Regions from separate parts of the Homo sapiens genome. Here regions 2, 3 and 4 are each linked to region 1. The links are chromatin loops, found by intact Hi-C in ENCODE. Cell type or tissue: MCF 10A. All regions are shown on one strand. Links, peaks and the distances in the headings refer to the core of each region. The heading gives the core; the rest is flanking DNA. Region 1 holds the start of LOC124904446 (a long non-coding RNA gene). Region 2 has its middle 76 kb from the start of CCDC190. Region 3 has its middle 31 kb from the start of CCDC190. Region 4 overlaps LOC127814295 (a long non-coding RNA gene).

The links. Hi-C counts contacts between places; a loop is a spot of excess contacts. Peaks named below come from ENCODE experiments on the same cell type or tissue, not always from the same donor. Only the 100,000 strongest peaks of a DNase experiment are listed, where the experiment ranks them.
Region 2: a loop joins it to region 1, with 2.7 times the contacts of the local background. A loop is called at or near these places in 2 of 110 quality-filtered maps.
Region 3: it touches region 1 in a loop (3-fold over the local background); 4 of 110 quality-filtered maps call a loop at or near these places.
Region 4: it touches region 1 in a loop (15-fold over the local background); 72 of 110 quality-filtered maps call a loop at or near these places.

The regions. Positions count from the first base shown.
Region 1 is chr1:163,069,871-163,075,370 of GRCh38, reverse strand. RGS4 (regulator of G protein signaling 4) reads right to left here. Exons shown (of 5, transcript NM_005613.6): 2 at 2,872-2,976; 3 at 2,505-2,566; 4 at 1,749-1,915; 5 at 1-1,050. The coding sequence ends at 811. LOC124904446 (a long non-coding RNA gene) reads left to right here and starts at 1,915. Exons shown (of 2, transcript XR_007066703.1): 1 at 1,915-1,993; 2 at 2,094-2,373. In MCF 10A, for the core only: a CTCF peak has its summit at 3,386 (motif pointing left); a DNase peak (open chromatin) is centred at 3,390.
Region 2 is chr1:162,934,116-162,939,615 of GRCh38, reverse strand. No RefSeq gene overlaps it. Among named protein-coding and RNA genes, the nearest start is that of CCDC190, 76 kb to the right of the region's middle. In MCF 10A, for the core only: no CTCF peak of the experiment used is centred there; no DNase peak of the experiment used is centred there.
Region 3 is chr1:162,889,857-162,895,356 of GRCh38, reverse strand. No RefSeq gene overlaps it. Among named protein-coding and RNA genes, the nearest start is that of CCDC190, 31 kb to the right of the region's middle. In MCF 10A, for the core only: no CTCF peak of the experiment used is centred there; DNase peaks (open chromatin) are centred at 1,816 and 2,256.
Region 4 is chr1:163,313,674-163,319,173 of GRCh38, reverse strand. The region is part of intron 2 of LOC127814295 (a long non-coding RNA gene); the gene reads left to right. It also overlaps a transcript of RGS5 not described here. Among named protein-coding and RNA genes, the nearest start is that of NUF2, 5.5 kb to the left of the region's middle. In MCF 10A, for the core only: a CTCF peak has its summit at 3,241 (motif pointing right); a DNase peak (open chromatin) is centred at 3,203.

The DNA of each region.
Region 1 (5,500 bases), core at 1,873-4,372:
GAGGCTGTCAGTGGTCAAATCAAGCATGAAGTTCCTTGGATGCTTCTCCAGCAAGATCCATGGAATTTTACAAAACCAACTTTCCACAGGTTAGCATTTCTTTCTTAGCCTACATGGCAGTTAGTTCATTTTGCCCTGTTCAAATGTAGTATGAAAGAACAGAGATCAAAACACCCATGTAAGTACATACACATACTCTAGTTATGAGCACCTAGGGTCTTTCCCATCACTCTTGCAAAAGTGTGTGTGTGTGTGTGTGTGTGTGTGTATACATACACTCACACATACATATGTATACACAGACATCTATATACAGAAATAATGTATATGTGTGTCTAATGTATATATAATATATACACATAGACATACACACAAGCACATATCATAGCTCAACCTCATCTAAACATCTAGAGTCTGGAGAACGTGCTGGCCAACAGAATACATGTGCATGTGGATGTCATGTGACATGCACTAACCAACCATCCCGAGGTAAAACTGTTGGGAGGAGGAAACTGCCAACAATCTTTGAAAATCCAGACCTACCAGGCCATTATTTAGATATTTGCTCCCATGGAACCCTCAAAGAAACTTAGGAAAATTGGACTGGAATGGGGTCCCACCCTGATGAACACTCAAACACCAAAAGCTATATCTAGTTTATGCGTAGAAGTGACTCACACATGGCAGGCAGCATGAATATTAGGCTACAATGTGGATAAAGCACTGGAGCTTAATACAGATCAATATTTGGCCTCAGGTTTTCCAGAGCATAGAGTCTTGGCATTTCATCCCTCTGCCTTCAGGTGAGAATTAGGCACACTGAGGGACCAGGGAAGCACAGTCTGCTGAACTCTTGGCTCCTTTCTGCTTTTCTGCCCCACAGCTGGACGGGTTGACCAAATCAAGATAGAATCGAGACTTGAGGAAGCGGCGGTAGGAATCCTTCTCCATCAGGTTGAAAATCTTCTTCTGGGCCTCATCAAAGCAGGTTATTGTAGGCTCTAGCATGTTCCGGCTTGTCTCTTCCCTGGTGCAAGAATCCAGGTTCACCTGAGGGGCAAAGGCCAAGGCTTCATTAGACCTATATCCCTGTTGAGGATGCAAGCCTGTATGCTTTGTAGTGACTTGTAAGTGGCAGTGCACCCTCTGTATTTCAGAAGCAAAAAACAAAAGTGACATTGGGGTCCTCCTTGGCACATGTGAGAGAGTATGAAAGGTTCAGAATGAACCTTTCTGCTTTAGAGAGAGCAGGGCAAGATCTTCTGTTCTGTCTAACAAATTGGGGAGATTCATCAGAAAAATTCATGCAGGGAGGTTATGGTAAGCCACATGGATAAAAGAGATTTTTTAAAAAACTGATTTATTTGGGGTTGTCAAGATTATGATAGTCAGCTCCACTATTCTAGGAACCTTCACTAAGATCCAGAGAGTTCTCTGCCATAAAAGCTTACCTTTTTGGTCAGGTTGGCTAATGGGTAGAAGGAATAGATAGAAAGTTGGGTAGAGGGAATAGGTTCTAGTGTTTGATAGCACATTAGGGTGATATAGTTATCAATAGTTTATTGTATATTTTAAGATAGCTAGAAGAGGAGATTTGGAATGTTCTCAACACGTAGAAATAATAAATGTTTGAGATATGTATATAGCAATTGCCCTGATTTGATTGTTATCACATTGTATGCATGTATCAAAATATCACACATACTCCATAAATACGTACAATTTTTATGTATCCATAAAAAACCTACCTCTTTGGTTGCCTGGACTGAGATGAATTCATTATAGATCTTTTTGGCCTTGGGACTTAGTTTAGATGGTGATTTGATTTTCTTGTACTCTTCACAGCTGATCCAGAAGTCAATATTCTCCTCACTATATTCAGACTTCAAGAAAGCTTTGAAAGCTGCCAGCCCACCTATGATACAGGAGAAAGGACCACAGTTGTCATCACACTGGTTGGCCTCTTGGATATGCTATTTCACATAAAGCTGAGGTACTTGGGGGATAAAGCATGGATTCAAGCAATCCCTTTTTCCCCTGCTTTTTTCAAGTCACCTGGAGTCAGGTAACCCTAATCTGTGTTTGATATCCAGTGGTTCCCAGTTCTACCTAATGATTCTTACTCAAGTTGGAAGCCTCTTTCAAGGAAGTATTTTGCTTCTGAAATGCCTATGCAGCTATCAATTACCAAGGTCAATTTGGGAAAGAGAAACTGAGATTGATTTTGCAAGAAGGTATTGATATTTATCATTTTTTTTCTCTCTTCCGTTTTTCCTTGTGATGAGAGAGATGGTTTTCCACATGGTTCCTGCATAAACTTTTCATTGTATATCACAAAGCTCTAGGGCATATTAAAATTTTAAACAGACTGAATTTAAGACCTAAAGAGTCTCCTGAGTCTGAACATCAGAAAGAAGCCAGGCCTTGCTGCAGTTTCTATTAGACCAGCATAATATAACTTGTCTTATCCAGAGTACCTCATCCCAGGTTGCTGTCAGACTTACATTCATGACTAATCAGGTTTTCCAGTGATTCAGCCCATTTCTTGACTTCCTCTTGGCTCACTCTAGAAAAAATAGAGAGAAACAGAATAATTGGAATGCCATGGTAAAAAAATTGGGGCAAGAAATCTAAGATCCTGAATGAAGGCAAAGATTTTATTTTCCATCGTTATGACAAAATATGTTATTGATGAGGGCAGTTTTTCACTAAATGTATAGAAATTTCAAATGTAGTTATGATCTCCATGAAAATGGAGGCTATCTTGATCCAAATCTGGCTTAACTAGGAGCACAAGTTCCTTCTCACAGAACATCCCCATCATCAGATAGTTAATACTAAGTACATCTTCACCAAGGCCTTTTCTCTTACCTCTGGCAAATAACCACTTTGTCCTTCTTGTTGTGGGAAGAATTGTGTTCACAGGAATCAGATTTTTGCAGCAGGAAACCTAGCCGATGTTTCATATCTTTTGCACTGCACAGAAGAGAAAAAAATGAATAAATAGTAATAACCAGCTTTCTTTAAAAGATACCTAATGGTAGAGCTTGAAGAGTCCATTACTAGTCTATGGCTCAGAGACAGTTTAGGGAACGGGAGTTGGAGTTGGCATGACCTCTGAGGAAAACAAGATTCCTCTTGGTTCCCTATGACTTGCTACAAAACCTTGAGGCAGTCATAACACCATTTCCTTCATCCACAACTGGAATTCTGACCCTTCAGTTTACCTCAGAAACCTGAGAAGCCTTTATATGCCCGTCATTTTGACCAACCGAATATCTTTGGTATCTTCAACAGAACCTGAATCACTGAACACATGAGTGATCTCTGAGTAATTTTTAGGAATCAGAAAGCAGTAGCGGCAAAAGATGCACATCCTTGCTGCACGCCACCTTCTGGCAGGTGATTGCTATTTCCATCTGTTCCCCTGCTGGCAGAGGGAACTGTAGAAGCACCTCGGGAAAGTAAAAGTCTATTCAGTTCCAGCCATGTATGTTGGGGGGGGGGGGGGGGGGCAAGCAGTTCCTGCTGTGAGGTATAGAGGGAGAATACACTGAGGTGCACAGTTCCAGCAGAGGGAAATGGAGCATGGGATGGCGAAAACAAATGCCCAAGCTGAAACCTCAGCTTCTTGGGGCTTCTTTCTAGACAATATCTGCTGCTGCTGCTTTCCTTCTTAATAGCTACTTTAAAGGACATACACACTCTAAAGGGCATTTGAGGCTTAACAGCTATTAGGAGAAGCAGGCTAGAGTCATCACTGAGCTTCCAGTTTATTGCCACCATTTAATAGGTAGCCAGGGCACATTAGAGCTCCTGACTAACTAGAAAAAGGGGGTCTTTTAATAAGCCTTAAGCTCAACTCTCTTACTTTTTATTAAATATCCTCTTGCTTGCATCTCTTTTTATTAAAAAAGTCAAGAAATAGTTTAAAAAGAGAAATACCATTTTAAAAGAAATGAATAACTAAATGTGTCTATTTGGAGTAGGGAAAATAAAGCCTCAAAGATATAAAGACATTTAGGATGGCCACTAATACATTTATGTATGTAGGTTTTCCCAGAAAGTTTGAATTCCATTATGTTCTCTGACTGTCCCTTAAATAGTATTTTCTCTTCCTCGCAAGATTACTTTCCCTCCTCTGCTTCCCTGACTGATGACTGTTCAGGGGATGCAACATCCTTTTTGATTATAACAAGATACAATCCTGAATGTTAGGGTGATTCCAAGGTGATAATGTAAATATATCATGAAGTCCAAATAGAAACGAATTCATATTTCTATGTGCTGGATCCACCTGAGATCCTAGAGTTATTAATCAATGCAGGGGGTAAGTGTGCTTAGCAAGTATTCTTATAATAAAACCATAAAAATAAAAAACAAAATGACTTCAGAAGTTACTGGAGTCAGGAATTCTAGATTTGGTCCTAACTCACCCACCACCTATGTGACCTTGAGAAGGCAATGGCTCCTCTGGAGCCTCAGGCACTGGTGGTAAAGATGTTGGACTAGATGATTTGCAATTTATTGAGGAGGAAAGGGAAGAGCAGTTCATCCTGCTGACATAGAGTTTACCTCCTTAGATTAGCTGCTTAACTCTTTGAGGACAGAGCTCTAGTATTATCTTTTATCTGTTTTGCAAAATATTTACCAGAGCATAACTTTCTCCTGACACTCTTGTATTTTTGTACGGTTCATTTCATATGCAAGTTAAGTGAAGCTTGAAGTAATTTGCTCCACTCCATTCAGAAAATTAAGCGTGAAGGTCAGAGGAACTTATTTCATAGATACTCTCTGCCAGACCCTCCTGCTTCATTTTAAAGAAGCCATCGATACTTCCATACTCCTGAATGACAGAATATTTGGAAAGTAAATGTTTTAATAGTACATAAAAAATTATGTTTTCTGAGATTATTTCCAAAATAAAATTTGTGGTAATTTCTATTTGCAGTGCGATAAGAAAGCAGGTAGTATACCTTTAGGTTGACTTTTTACCTTTGACTGCAAGATTAAGTAATGTAATATGCACTCATTTTGTGTTTAATTTTCAACTGGCTAATATATGATCTTTCTCTGAATGCATTTCTTTATACCTTTTTTGAACAAACCAAAAACAAATGAATAGCTGTATGTCTGTAAGGTCTTTTAAAAAAATCAAGGGAGTATATTAACAAAACAATGTCTTTAAGATGAGATCTTCTACAAAACTATTAACTGATTTGTAATGATCAATATTTCTCAACCAAACTCATATGAGACACTTCAAGAACTAGAGATGGGGCAGAGAGATAAGGAAGATCTGGCTTTAAAACTCATATCTCATTGTAACATTTGCTTATAAGAACATAGAGAGTGAAAGTTACTGCACCACCACACGGAAAGCATAGTGCCTTTCTGATGATGGAGCCAAACCTCATTCTGGGGTACCTTTCCTGAAACAAGTTGTAGCATACAATCAGAAAGCCCAGAGCCAGGCTTCTATGTACTCCAGGGATGCTCA
Region 2 (5,500 bases), core at 1,010-3,509, 130 kb after region 1:
GTTGCTAACACATGTAATTCAAGATCTCTACATATTTGTCCTGAGTTTCTAATCTCACTAGGATTTACCTTAGCACTGAGCGAGTATTCACTGGGATCAAAGAGCAGTTTGTCTGATTACTCTTTTCTAATTAGCATTTCTTCCAGTATAAATTTTTGATGCCCTCATCCCAGGAGTGTTTGATAATGCCTCTGTGTCTATAGGTTAACGTATTTCTTAATAAGATCCTCAATCCTGGTCCTTCCTACTTCTCCACATTCACTTCCACTCACTCCCAACATCCCCACAAAACAGCCTTCCCAAACCCCCAACACATATGCACTTCATGCACACATATGCACATGCACATAAGCTATCACCTGTGAAACTGCATAGCGCACCCTCTACTGGTTATTAGAGTTCAGAGAAGAGATACGTCTCTACAGTCTGGAAAGACTGGGAAAAGAGGGAAGTAACGTGTTAACGAGAATTAAGTCTGGGAAGTGGAGGTCAAAAGCTGGAGGGCCCTTAATGGTAGGATAGGGGTCTGTTTTAAGACAAGGGTTTGGGCAAGGGAATGAAGCAAGGAGAATTATACTAGGGAGACTGATAGGAATTGACTGTAATAATATAGTGCTGGCATAAGGAAGGAATTTGAGTTGCGGCAGGAGCATGGAGGTGAAATGTTATAAAGAATCAAGAAAACACAGATAAAGTTTACACAGACATCCCCATTGTTCTCAGGTACTCCTGAAGCAAAGTCCCCTCTGAGGCAGATATTCCTAATTGTTCCACTGCAGCCATCCTCCTCTTCATCCAATGAAGATGGATTTTGAGTTTTAGCTACACATATAATGAGTCTGAATATAGATTATATTCTCCACCACCCATTACCCCTAGGTGTGGCCATATGACCAAGTTCTGGCCAATGGGATGGGAGTGGAAGTAATGGAGAACTTCCAGGTCCTACCTTTAAAAGCAAGGGCCAAGAACAAAAATTTTTTAAATAAACAAATAAACTAAAAGCAAGGGCCATGCCTTTCACTTTCTTTCCCCCTTCCTCCAGTGGAATGAGGATGTGGTAGAGGACCATTGTGAACTATGCTGAAAAGGGCTACCCTGGGGCCCCTGCTTTTCCCAGAATGGAGCTGCCATACTAGTTTAGGTGTTTAAGAGTGTAAGAACTAAACTGTCTCATTTAAGTCCCTGTAATTATACATCTCTGTTTTGGGCAACTGAATCTGTAACCTGATTAATACACTTTTTAATCTCACAAGTAGAAAGCATTTTGAAAACAATAAGGTTTAAATTAATTTAAAATTGCACATTTTAAAAACAAAGAGATTTCACACATCAGAAACTATGTTAGGAATTCCACTATCTTATTTTGAAAACTGTGTTGATAAGTGTTAGTGTTAGTAGTAGTCAACACTACCACCCCCCGACTAGGTCTTCAGGGATCAGTGGAAGCCAAAGTTTCAGATAAGGAAGTTGCTTTTCCACTAGATAGAGAACAATCTAGAGTTTTTTTTTTTCTTCAGGTAAACTAAGAGGAACCGGATGGGAACAGAGATGAGAAAGATAAAGAGAAAAGCTGCATTGTGCAATTTTATTCTCTATGATTCTTCAGACATTTTCAGTGAAATACAATAAACCCAAAAATGTCTGATGTAAGTGCATTTTATTGGGTAAACCTGTTCAGAGGCCGAGTTTTCTGTCTAGATTAACAAAGCAGACAGCAGCTGCAGAAAAAAAGAGACAGAAAGCAGACAGAAACATGAGAGTGTAAGCCCATAGGTATTTACAGAAATTGAGTAGGTTTTTCCATTTTAAAACTATGGACATTTGGGACTGAATAATTCTTCGTTGTGGGGACTATTCTACGCATTGTAGGGTATTTAGCAACATCCCTGGCCTCTACCCACTAGCTGTCAATAGCCTTCTATCTCCTCCCAAGTCTTGACAATCAAGTTTCTAGATGTCTCCAAATGTTCCCGGTGGGGCAAAATTGCCCTAGGCTGTTCCTGGTGGGACTTATTGCCCTAATCCTCCAATTTATGTGTTATTGGGGGACACAAGTTTATGGGTCCCCCAATATGAAAATCATTGTTAAAGATGGGACTCAGATTGGCTCATTGAAGGAGAGAAGAGGAAAGGTAACAGACTTGACATTGGCGAATTCCTACCATTTGAGGTAGGAGGAGAAGCAGCTCAAAAAGACAAATTGTATATTACTTAGAAACTATTTTATGAGATTGGCCTAATGGCCAAAGATTTTTCTCTCTGGAGAAGAAAGAATGATGAAGGAAGTGTTAGGAAGAGAGAAGCAACAGGGCATGGGTGATTAAATACAAGGAATAAAAGACAGGGAGACTGCCTGCATCTGTTCCTTATCTGGCCAACTCAATCTATTATATCTCTAGGTGATCTGTCCAGAGCCCCATCCTCCAAGGCTATGTAAGGTCTTCCTGTCGTGTGTTTGAATATCTCTTTCTTCTAATTGGGAAATGATTCCACTTTATGGCAACTGCTTATGTGATGACCTGCCATCTGGATCCATGGAAGGAAAAAGCATGTCCACCTTACTCACTGTTGTATCTCTAGCACCTAACACATAGCTGGTTCATAGTAGATGCTCAAAAAACATTTGTTGAATGAATGAATGAGTAAATCAACAAACAAACTAATCTAATGTGACAGTATTTATTATCTTCATTTTATTGGTAAGAAAACAAACATATATAGGTTAGGTGATTTTCTTGCATAGGTTAAGGCCATATGACTAGTAAGCAGTAAAGTGTGACTGAGATCTAGACTTACATGATGTTAAATTTCAAGTCCTTTCCACAGTACTTCATCTATGTCTTGTTTTATAATGGCATTTTGGGAGTCTCCAGGGCCTCTCTGTTGCACAACTTTTAGTCTCAGCTACTCAGGAAGCTGAGGCAGGAGAATGGTGTGCACTCAGGAGGCGGAGCTTGCAGTGAGCCGAGATCGTGCCGTTGTACTCCAGCCTGGGCGACAGAGAGAGACTCTGTCTCAAAAAAAAAAAAAAAAAAGAAAGAAAGAAAGAAAGAAAGAAAGAAAGAAAGAAAGAAAGAAAGAAAGAAAGAAAGAAAGAAAGAAAGAAAGAAAGAAAGAAAGAAAAGAAAAGAAAGAAAGAAAGAAATGTAATTCTCACTGTGTGTGGTGGTTTTGGGGATGTGCAATGCAGGAGTCCTGAGCCTCTCACTTCTAAAATCTCCAACACAGGTGTTCCGGTTTCTGAGAACCTGACTTTTATCAGGCTCTACTCTATCTAAATATGATTCACACTCCAATTAAAATGCTGGCTAGATACACAGCTGAGTCCTTTCCACATATTCTCCTCCCTTCAAGTTCTTCCTAACTGAAAATTGGATTGAAAAGTAGCGAAAAAGGAAGTACAGGCAGTCTCTCTTTTACTAGCAGGCTATGTTCCCAAAGCTTATTTAAATGGATTGTTTGGAATTTATAACGTACTTTTTCCTTTAAAAAATAAAATAAAAACTGTTATAAGGAATAAATCAGTTTCCAGGTTAGACCATGGAGGTCATTTCACAAGTAGGTAAAATGAACTTCAATACAAACAGTCTTTGTTCAGGTGCCTAGAAGTTGAAATAAAAGTTTCCTAAGTGAGGTGACAGATCCAGAAAAAGCCTTAAACACGATGTTTGAAAACCTCTTGTCTTGTCTAATGTGCTAGAATAAAGGCTCAATAGACAATATACCCTGTTACAAAACTACTGGCAGAAAGAATGGTTTACCACAAACTTCTCTAAGACTCAAATCGTAATGTTTTCAAGACATTCTCCAAAATGTAATGCCTTACCCCAAAAGTTCTATACTGCATAATCAATCTTTCATTATTGAGGATTACATTTTGAAACAAACTTGACTTGGTAGTTTCATAAGAATATTACATTGATGCATGATTACCTTTCTGCCGACTTGCCATCTCACATGTGTGTCTAATATGCCTCTAAAAACATAAGGCCAAAACAAAATTCTCTAAATTTCCTCCTTAAATTCCTATCTGCCCTGCCCAAACCTCTTTTTTCTCTAAAACCATTCCCCTTTTCACAAAATGCTACATCATCCACTTTGGTTGCTCAAGTCAAAAATCTAAAATTCAGAGTTAATTGCTCTTTTTTCTTTATTACCCACCCTTCATATCCAAACCACAATAAAATTTTGTTTGTTCTACCTTCAATATGTGTTCTTAATCTGTCTACCTCTCTGCAACTTCACTGCTCCCAACATAGATACTGTTATCTCTCATCTGGACCATTGAAAAAGCCTCTAAACTCATTTCCCTGACCCCATTTTTCCTCTCACGTTTATCCTCCCTCCATTCCCTAGTATGGAAGAGCACGGGCTTTGGAGTAGAGGTACCAGGCATAAGCTACAGCCCTTTGCTATTAATGTAGCCTTCCCCAAATCATCTCGCCATTTCGTGTTGTTTCCGTTCAGCCCAGAGAGATGATCATTTGCACTCTCCATTTCATAAATCCAGTTCAGTGTTGTCCTGACTCTCACTGAGAGTGACCAGCCTTCAGTTTCCTAGGCTATTCAAGTGCAAGAAATCTACCAATCCTTTGAAAATATGTAACTTAGAGTCAAGCACACCATTGCATTCCAAACACAGAATCATCTTCTAAGTTCTAACTGCTCTATCATAACCAACTTGAATAAGTCTGCATTTGAGAATAACCTGATGAACAAAAATGTTGCTGTGAAACAGCATTCAATTGGAAGGTCCCAGTCTCCACAAAGCAAACTGTCCTGTTGAGTCCTTACCAAGGCAGCTTTCTAGGTTCTTTCTACGGCTCCTCAAAAACATAGCTCACATTGTCCATTCTGCTTTTTTCACTCTGATCTCTTCAGACAGGGTACTTCAGACTTCAGGATACCATACTCCACATTATCCCCAGGGCCCCGGCTTTGTTCTGGCTTACCCCTTGGCCCACTTGCGCAGCCCAGCGTGGGGAGGAAGAGGTAAAACACTTAATTAACATTAATTTCCACCAAACCACTTTCACTAAACTTGATTGAATGAATAAGTACTGATGGCCCTTTAACTTTTCCAGATATGTTTATATTTTTAAAGATAATGTGATCTTCAGAGTTAGTGAGATCTCAGAAAATATAACTGCTTTTCTAGCAATGTATACAAAGTTATTTGGGGAAAGAAGACCTTCAGCTAGGCAACTTAACCCTTAACCCTATTTAGAAGTCTGGTCCCGAAATTAGCTCTGCTAAGTTTTTGTTTGTTTGTTTGCTGTATTTTCTGAACCCAGAGTACTATATTGTCTGTAATCTACTTTGTCATAAGATTTTAGATGTAGATTAAACTATACTGTAGAGACAATCAATTGCTGTAGTCAGTTCTAATTTACAAGATAGGGGCCAGCTAATATTTACTTTAAAAAGCCAAACTTCATAGGAAATTACTACCAACAGTTTTAGCTACCAATATTGTCCATTAACTCCAGAGGTTTTT
Region 3 (5,500 bases), core at 1,069-3,568, 180 kb after region 1:
AATTCTTATTATTTTTGGTGTATTTATTTAGGTACAAGTATAGTTTTTATAAAATGAGGGTCATACACTATATAGAAATTTGATTTCTGATTTTTTTAATTTAATATTAAGCCATGAAATTTTAGCTCTATATCATTACATAGTCTTCAAAAACGTAATCTTAAAGGGCTACATAATAGATGTAGTATTATATAAATATTGGAATGATAACCATTTCAACAATTCAGGAATGAACCAATAAAAGAAAAATTAATGAATTAAGATGTGCATGTTTAGGATATTTTCAAATAACTCTTCTAACAGATAATAGTAATTTCTACTTCCGCCAACTGTGTTTGAGAGCACTTGCCTCAAACTAAATATTTTCTTTTAATCTCTACCATTCTGGAAGGTGACAACTGGCTTATTGTTAGGAGCCTTTTATATACCATGGAATTGCCTTGGAATGCTAGTGCACAAGAGGGATGTCTCAGGATTTAAGAAAATCCCTTAAAGTCTTCAAGTCCTCAACTGTTCCAATCCCGAGAAAATTAGACATTCGTCCCAGATTCCCATTTATACCAAAGCAAAAAACCATTGTCTTCCTTCTCTAAGTGACTAAAGCCCCATCCAGGACAAATGGTCTATCACACTGTGGGTTATTGTGATTCAGAAAAGTTGTATATTCTCTGATCCTGTCTCCTGAGTAGAAAGCCTAAGTTTAGATCTGAACAAATTTGAGAATTGCAGAGTTAATTAGAAGGTAAAGGGTGGAGGAGAGGAAAGCATAGAGGACAGGGAGGAAAAAGAAAAAGAAGATATTTGTTGGGTCTCATCTCTTATCATTTGTCCCAACGAATCTGAAGAAGCCCCATGGCTGACACGGAAGTCAGGCTCCAGCCAAAACTTAAAATGGAAGTCTCATTTAGAGAGTGGTTGTTTAATCAAGAAGGTATGCTTTCTCCACACTTAATAACAACTATGGAGTAGCCATGAGATTAAGCAGTGTCAAAAAGGGATGGTTGAGGGTCATTAAACCAAGACAGTCTCCAGGTCTTTCTGGTGAGTGGATTCTTCCTCTGAGCTGTTAAAGAAATCATTTACCATCACCAAGCCTCAGAGTTTTCATTTGTAAACAAAATGGAAGAAGAAAGGCAGAAGAAAATAAAAACAGCATTTATCAAAGGCTTTCTATACATCAATCACTATATATATGTATATATACAACATATAATCTAATTTGATCTTCACGGCAACCCTATATTATTATTCTCATTTTACAGGTGAGAAACTGAGGCTCACAGAAAAGTTCAGAAAATTAACATGGTTACACAACTAGGAAGTAAATGCAGAGCCAGGATTTCAATGTAGTTGTCTAATTCCAAAGCTCATGTGCAGTCTACAAAATTCTGATGTTACCTTGAGCAAAGCATTTAACTTCTGAAGACTTGATTGTCCTATTTTTAATATAAAACAAACAAAAGTAATTACTCAGAGTTATCAAAGGTAGGGACATCCTTTATTTCCCTGAAATATAGGAGGTTATTTGTAAATGTGATTATGGTGATGCTTTTGTATTTGTAGAGTTGTAACATGAGAGAGTCTGTGGCTCAACATTTAATTTAGTCCTATAATTACCTATTTATAGCACAGGAAACCAGCATGGTCTATAAATAGTGGGTACTAAAATCTTTTTGTAGAAATTCATAAATTGAAATTTAACTAAATACTTAAATATGCTTGTGTTTCCATCAGTGATTATTCAGTTAAAACAATGCAAGTCTGACACGACAACTGGAGTCAGAAGTATTGTGAAATGCAGGAAGGGGAAGGAAACCTACAGTGGGCCCAGCCTTTGATCTCTGTGACCTTTTGTCCCTTCCATTTACCAACTGCAGTTCTCTGTCTCTTTTCCTCCTCCCATTGAAACCCACTATCAAGAGATCTAGCATCAGGTATTTACAATTAAGGATACATTTTAAACAGCATGCTATCAGGTATTTAAATTATTTGTTCCTTAGCTTAGCGATCTCTGGGTATTTAAATTATTTGTTTTTAGCTTAGCGATAGGAGGTACAGAAGCAGAGGAGAGAAAGGGATGAAGGAGTGAGAGAAAGGGAAAGGGACAAGAAGATGGGCTTTGTTTTTTATATTGACAATGATGTTACAGTTAAATCAACCCCCAACACCTGAGATCAGGAGAGAAGGTGGTTAGGAAGTAGGGAGCAATTCTGTTCTTCTTTTCTCCCACTAGAAAGATTGCAGACATTGTGCAAGAATGTGGGTTGGAGACAATGTGATGTAATGGGATGAACACTGGCTTTACATTCTAAGACCTGGGATTTGATTCTTACTCTGCCACTCTCTAGCTTCAAACATTAGGCAAATTACCCTTCTTATGGGGGCTTTTATTTATTCAACTGCAAATTTAGGAGGTCGAAGTCACAACTTCTAAGGACCTTCATACTTCGATTTTCTATGATTCTAGTACTTGAGCACTTTTAGAATGACAGGATGTAGATTAATTATTATTTTGCTTGAAATGTATAAATAAACAGGTTTATACAACAAGAAGAATACTTTCAAGCCAAATTCCAAAAGTATACTTCCTCTTTTCTGGTACGTGGAATAAATCCTTGCATGCTGAGATTAAATTATTGTTGTTTTTCTCACCAACACTCCTACCTATCAGTACACGTCATTTCCACCTCAACCTGGGGACACCTCCTTTTCCCCACACAGCTCCCTTCACCCCTACCACCCACTACCTTGCAAGTAGCCTCCTCTCCTCACTGGGCATTAAAATGAGACTGAACTCTGCGTCTTGAGTTGCTTGGCACAAAGCAGAGTGTGAAGGGGAAGGGGATGGTGGTGCCTCACACCTCACAGGATTCCTGGGGATTTAGCAGGGTCTTGTGCATGCAAACTGCAAAGCGTACACAAGGGAATGATATAGGAGTTTAAAAAAATATTGAGGCAGTTAGTGAGGGTACAGGAGTCCTCAGTAATGTTTCTCTTTTTATAAAAAAGCAGCCCCCAAATCATTTCTTTTCTAACAAAAAGCAGCCTAGGCTGGGTGCAGTGGCTCATGCCTGTAATCCCAGAACTTTGGGTTGCTGAAGTGGGTGGATTACCTGACGTCAGGAGTTCAAGACCAGCCTGGCCAACATGGTGAAACCCCGTCTCTACCAAAAATACAAAAAATTAACCGGGCTTAGTGGTGGGTGCCTGTAATCCCAGCTACTCAGGAGGCTGAGGCAGGAGTATCACTTGAACCCAGGAGGCAGAGGTTGCAGTGAGCTGAGATCGCACCATTGCACTCCAGCCTTCCAGCCTGGGTGACAAGAGTGAAGCTCCATCTCAAAAAAAAAAAAAAAAAAAAAAAAAAAGCAGCCTAAAAAATCAAGCTGCAAGCATAGATAAGCAAGCTAAAAGCTTGTAGCTATGCCAATAGAAAATGGATACCTGGAAGCCAGGTATGTTTAACATAGAGATTTTCTCTACCCTTTTCTTTGTAGCCACATGTACAGGTGTCGTGGTGCCAGCCAGGTAAAGACTTCATTTGCATAGTAAAAGATTAGGGTGGGATAGCCATCCCCTTCTCTGGCTATGTAAACAGCACACCTGGTCCAACCAATCCACTATGCCCTGTGTAAATCAAACACCACCTCCTCAAGCTCCTCTATAAAACCAACCGCATCTTGCCCCAAACCCTGAAACCCACTTGGGTCCCCTTCACCTGCACAAGGAAGCTCTCTCTTCTTTCTTTAGCCTATTAAACTTTCCGCTCTTAAGCCTACTCCTGGTGTATCTGTCTTCCACCTTCTTAGTACAAGACAATGAACCTCAAATATTTCCCCAGAAAAATGATGCCGCTTCAGGAAAACTAGAAGGAATGACGGTGACAAGGAGAAGACATGCCATAGAGTTTTTTACTCTCTGTTTCAATAAACACCCCCTATTATTTAACGTTGAATATGTATGTAACAGAGGATTCTGTACCTGCCGCTGTCCTGTTCCTTTTGTGTCCTTTTATCCCCTTTTCCTCCAGCTGTCTAAGGTTAGAGTATTACCTTTGTGTGGAAATTTGTTGGTGGCCATGTGGCTTCACTGCTTGACATAAAAAGCCATGTTTGCTTTTTTTTTAATCTTACTAAGCAAAAATAAACATCTCACCCTTTTGGATAAAAAGACTCTGTGACTCTTTCAATCACTCAGGCATTGTGCTAGTGTGAACTCATCATGGGCCCAAGTTTCATGGAGCTGCAGTCGGGTGTTGCATTCCATTCCCACTCTTTCCAAAAGTGTTCAACCTCTCTGTGCCTCAGTTACTTCTGTAAAATAGAAATAAAGGCCGGTGCGGTGGCTCATGCCTGCAATCCCAGCACTCTGGGAGGCCAAGTTGGGTGGATCACAAGGTCAAGAGATCGAGACCATCCTGTCCAACATGGTGAAACCCCCTTGCTACTAAAAATGCAAAAGTTAGTTGGGCGTGGTGGCAAAGGCCTGTAATTCCAGCTACTCAGGAGGCTGAGAGGCTGAGGCAGGAGAATCGCTTGAACCCAGGAGGCAGAGGTTGCAGTGAGCCAAGATGGCGCCACTGCATTCCAGCCTGGTGACAGAGCGAGACTCCATCTCAAAAAAAAAAAAGAAAAAAAAACCAAAGAAATAAAAATATTACCTACTATAGAATATGGTAACAATTATAAGATATAATTCAGCTAAAGTGCTTATAACAGTATCTATCACATAGTAAATATGTACTAATTAAGGAAAATCCCCAATTGCCTTCCTCAGATTGCAATATTTTGGCAATTATAAGACAGTAATCTGAATGGTGCCAACAGCCCCCAGGTCTCTCAGTTGACCTGCAGCATATGCTAATACCAGGCAAATCACCTACAAAACCACCTAAGCATCCTCCAGGTACTGACCCGACAAACTCAAACTATCACCGTCTTCATGAGACATAGCCATAAGCTGAGCCTCTGCCAGCTCTCAAGCCACAGCCACTCTAAATCCTTCTGATAGTCCATTCCTCTGGGCTCCCTTCCTCTCTTGATAGCACCCTGGACCTCCCCTCTCCTTATGCCTATTCTCTTCCCTTCCCGGCTGACAGCTCTTATCATAGTTGTGTAAGTGCAGGCTGCTGAGGGAAGGAGAGAAGTTGGCTTCTCTCCCAAGGCAAACAATTAGCGAAGCATTAACTTCTCTTAATGGGCAAAGCAACATTAAGCAGATGGAAGCCCAGACCCAGGTCACTTTGCAGAGAGCCAAAGCTGTGATGGGTCTGCCAGTGTTCATATATGACCTCTAAATTGAAACTTAATTGGCCATTAATGGAATTCATCTAATTAAAAACACTTGTAATTAAGCATGAAGAAGAAAAAGAGCCTGAATTTTGGACTTGGAGAAAGCAAAACTACATTTGATATGGTCAATAAACCCATACTTGAGAGCATATTAAATTACCTCCTGTCCTCCATCATATATTGCTCACACCACATCAGAAAGCCCTCTT
Region 4 (5,500 bases), core at 1,866-4,365, 240 kb before region 1:
TGATGCTGTGATATCTAGTGCTTTAAACAAATCTCTTTTTTTAAGTGACAGGGTTTCCAAATTGTTATTTCTACTTTAACAGATCAATAGGGACAAAAAGTTGATTCACTTGGTCTAATGTGGTAGGAATAGGTGAAATACTAAGACTGGATCCTACACTCTACTTCCCATCAGGCACCCATTCTTATGAATAGAGATTCCATAGGGGCCACACACAATCCCAGTACTTTTTTCCCAGTTAATTGAGAAAATTAAAGCCATCATACAATATATAACTTCCTCCCTCTCCACTTCTGTCAATGCCACATATATCCACCTGTCTTATTTGTCTGTCTCAGAAAATGAAATGTACTTCCTCCACCAATGTATGACCACTGTTTCTTGTTCTAGACCTCTCTTTTGCATTTGGTATCATTGATTAAACCCTCCTTGAAACTCGTTTTGCATTTCTCCCATCTTTTTCTACCTGTCTCATGCTTCTTGGGGGTCTTTTTTTCTCTGCCTACCCATTAAATAGTATTTCCCAAAGTTCCAACCTTGAGTTGTTTTCTGTCTGTATCTTCCCTGTGAGCACTGTCCACTCATTGTTTTAACCTATTTGCTCATGGATTCTAAAACTACTGCTATTCCTGACCTGTTCCTTGAAGTTCCGACTTTCGGGAGGCTCACGAGCCCTTCAAACTCTAATTTGTCCTTTGCTTTCATTTGTACTCCCAATTCTATCTCATCTCACTGCTTTCAGCCATAACTACTACCACCCCCACCTACACCGCCAAATCCATCTTGTAAGTAGCAGCCAGAATGACCAGTCTCAAATGTAAATCTATTTCACTTGCCTCCTTAAATTTCTAATCTTCCTCTGCAGTCACCTTCAAGATAGTCCAACTCCATGGCCTGGTGTGCTAGGGTCTTCATTATCTTGCCACTGTTTTCCTTCCCAGTCTTGTTTCCCTTTCCAGTACCATCTCCCATCCTACCCACTTCGCATTCATGAGGCTGCTTTACACCTGAGACCTTTTGCATTCTTGTTGACTTTGTCTGGACTATCTTTATTTTCTTTGGCTGACTCTTCCTTATCCTTACTAATTTTTTAGGGCTCTTGCAAGAAGCCTTTCCTTGTTCCATAGTCTGAGTTAGTTGACTTTTCTCTCTGCTTTCTTGACATTTGTGGGTTCATTCAGAAAATATTCATTGAACCCTTATTTTGTGCCAGACACTGAGCTAGATACTAGAAATATAATAATGAACAAGCAAATATGGCAATAACCAATCTAATAATTTCCTGACAGAGTTTACATTCTCATAGGGAAAAAAGAAAAAAAAAAAGGCAGTTCAGTCTTATTGGCTCCATGCTTGATAATAGCTAGGAATTGAAAGGGTAAAAAACAAGTATTCTAGATAGAGGCTAACAATGTTTATGAAGAAGAACACAGTCTAGGAACTGAGAGATTCTAGACAGGGGTGGAGAGGTAAACAGGGACCAGATCATGAAGAACATTAGTGATGATGTCACAAAGTTTGGACTCCTTCTTAAGGCTAATAGTAACTTTGAATGGTTTCAACATGATTAGGTTAGTATTTAGATGATGAATCGCTACTCTGAGAAAAAGAACTCAAAGGGCAGCAATACCAGCAAGAAGGAAACCAGTTAGGAGATAATTGTAGTAATCCAGGGAAAGAAAGATGGCAGTTTATACTGGGGCATTGCCAGTGTGGATAGAAATAGATCTCAGAAGAATTTTAGGAAGTAGAAGTGGCAAAACTTGGTGACTGAATTGTGAGGGCAGAAGTGGGAGAAATCAAGGATAGAGTTTCTTAAACAAGCTTTGGTGAAGACAGGGACTACCCTATTTGCTGTCATGTATCCACAGCTTAGCACAAATCTTTATACGCTGGAGATGCTTGATAAGTACGAGTGAAATTTTCTGGCTTGAGTACCCAGATAAATGGGATGCCAGTCTCTGATTTAGGTAACACAGAGGCAGACTCACTTGGGAGGTAACTGGTGATTCAGTTTTAAACATGTCTAGCTCAACATGCCTGTGAAACATACACATGACAATGTCCAGATACATGGCAATTGGATGAATGATTCTGAAACTCAAAAAGAGAGGTCTGAGATGGATTCTTTGCATACTTACAAAAAAAAAGTTTATGTTATATTGAAATGATCTGTTTTGTGCCTGTCTCCACTATTATACAGGGCTGGTTCTTAATGACCTTTGATGCTCCAACACCTAACACCATGCCTGGTACAAACTGCACACTCAATTAGTATTTGTTGTTGAACTGAACTCCTTTTGAGACATGATGCGTCTAACAAAGTAATAGTAGTAGCCTCTGAGGAGGGAAACTAGCAGGTCAGAGTGAAAAAGAAATTTTCTTTTTGTTGAATATATTTTAGTTCTTTTTGCCTTTTCCTCCAATGTATTTCTATTTCCTGAGAAATAAAAAGATGACATAAAAAGTGTTCTATTAGATTTTTGTGGACTTAATACCGAAAGCAATATTCCAACTATGTTCTAGTCACTATAGAGTGGAATATTAAAATGCTATCTGATATTATATCATATTAGCTTTTTTTTTTTTTGAGATAGGGTCTCACTGTGTTGCCCAGGCTGGTGTCATCATAGCTTACTGCAGCCTCAAACTCCTGTGCTCAAGCACCACATTACGTTATTGATTGGTTTACAAATTCTATGGTTGTATTATTGATGCCATCATTCAATTCACTTATATGAATTATGAACAGTAATAGCAAGATGAAGTGAAATTATGAACACACATTTTATATTAAGGGCATGAGACAAAATCTTTGAAACTATGTACTGTATTATGCGATATATACAAAATCTGCAAAAGCAAACAAGTGTCATTGTTTTATACCTGCCTAATGTTTCATATGAGAGGAAATAATGATACGTCTCTCCTATCAGCCAACATTTCTAGCTTGCTGACATAGGTAGCATTTAATATGCAAAACCCTTTAATCACAAATATCAGAAAGCACATCTTAACTGTAGTTATAAATGGGTAAGTAAAAATGCGTAATGCTTTTATATATTTTTGAGTTAGTATTGTAGTGTATAATTTTATATAAATGGTTGAGGCCATAGATATTTTGAAAGTACGCTAGTATTTAAAGAAAATGGTAAATTCTAGTAACACTTTTGAATATACAGCATATTCACTGGGTGGCGCTGTTGCATTAGTGTTAACCTTACATAGTTTGAAAGTTTTATTTCATTTTCATTCATAAAAGTAAATTAGAGTGATAAACATTGAACACAATGTTCTGGATGAAAAAAATTAGATTCTAAATTTATTGGCATTAGAATACATGTTTAGAGCCCAGGGTTAAGAAGAAAAATAGCGTTGAATTCAAAATAGCTATCTGCTTTTTATTACCCTTTCATCATTACAAGCCTGTTAATCCACTTGACTTCTCAGCTGTGTTCATCTTTATTAGTGGATTTCAGAACTGAGCTGTACATTTGCAATACAGTATCTTTGTTAAGGACTCGCATGGAATTCTTAGTTTGGAACTATAAAGTACCTATTCTTTGCTAATTTGTGATGAGCTCTAAACAAGATCCAAGGAAGCAAAAAGTTGCTATATTAAACTCTAACCTCTCTAGTATCATTTCCCCAACTTTCACAGCAAACTCTATTATTTTAATATAGTTAGTATAGAGAACCTTAGGAATTATCAGCTGAAACAAATTAGATATTCTTAAAATTTTTTGGTCAATGTGACTTTTTAAAATTCAGTTTTCTTTTGTAGAGATGGGGTCTCACTATGTTGGCCAGGCTGATCTCGAACTCCTGGCCTCAGGCAGTCCTACTGTCTTGGCCTCCCAAAGTGCTGGAATTACAGGAATGAGCCAACATACCCGGCCTAACTTCAATTTTTATATTCTGTATATTTTCAATATTAGTATTACAATATCCAGTGCTATTTTTCAGTTATTTCAAATGAGTTAATGAGATTCTCAGGAAAAATACTGATCTTAATGTAGTCTAATTTTATTTGAATAGTTTTTGGGGCACAGGTCCTTTTTGGTTACATGATTGAATACTTTATTAGTGATTTCTGAGATATTAGTACATCTGTCACCCGAGCAGTGATTGTACTCTAATTTTTAATTAGTTAGTTATAACACATTTTAGAAGGGTGTCTTAGTTCGTTCAGGCTGCTGTAACAAGCTGCCACAAACTGGGTACCTTAAAAGCAACAGAAATGTATTTCTCACAGTTCTGGAGGCTGGAAAGATCAAGGCCCTGGCAGCTTTGATGTCTGGTGAGGGCTTGCTTTCTGGTTCATACATGGCATCTTCTAGCTGTGCCCTCGCATAATGGAAGGCATGAATGAGCTTTGTTGGACCTCTTTTTTAAGGGCACTAGTCCCATTCATGAAGGCTCCCCTGTCATGAATTAATCATTTCTCAGAGGCCCCACCTCCTAATATCACCTTGGGAGTTGGAATTTCAAAATATGAATTTTGGGGAGACACAAATATTCATGCCATAGCAGAAGGGGAATTTTTAAAAAATGAAACTCATAATAACTATCATAAATCAGAAAAATTTGGGGATAAGTAGGTTTTTTTTGTTGTTGTTGTTGTTGTTTTGTTTTGTTGGTGTTTTGTCACAGTTCTGGTGCCATGTTATCATTCTCATGAATTCTTTATGATAGTGATTTATATTGTCTAGAGTACATTTTCTAATATGGACCCTTAGGAGAAAATCACTTCTAAGTTCTCTATATCTTTTTCAAATCCTGTTTTCTCAAAAAGGGGTCTAAGTCTATGCATTTCTATATAAGTACCAAGTAATATTATCTCATTTCATCTTTAGTCTTTGGAAAAATCAGCTGCCAGTTTTTCTTTACTCTTTATTAAGCAAATTCAACCTGGTAAACACAGTTTGACCATATATATTCAAAATTATTACCTGAATATTGTTCCTAGGACAATCCATTAAGATAATTTCCATTTATACACCTTTATACAATATTTTATAATAATGATAGTGCATATTTGCAGAAGATGTACCAGATGCCAGGTGTTCTCCATGTATTACCTCATTTAATTATCACAACAACTGCATGAAGTAGTTTCTCTTCCTATTCCATTTATAAACACACACACACACACACACACACACACACACACATATATATCTTATTTACTTTAAAGAAAACTGGAACAACTAGCTCAAGGTCACATATCTAGGAAACCAGGAAGACAAAAGTTGAACCCAAGTAATTAATGTTAGAAGCTCTGTCCCTAGCTCCTCTACTGTGCTTCCTAATCTCAAACGCTTACACTGGTGGAGGCAGTGTTAATTTTTGTAACCTGTGCAGCAGACCCTTTTTATGTTCTACAGATTTTATCCCTGAATCCTTCTAGAAAGGATTGTATCCTTAGATACCTACTATTCTACCACTTCCCTACAGTACAACACAAAAGATATAGACCTATGAAGGGTTCCTCAGTTCT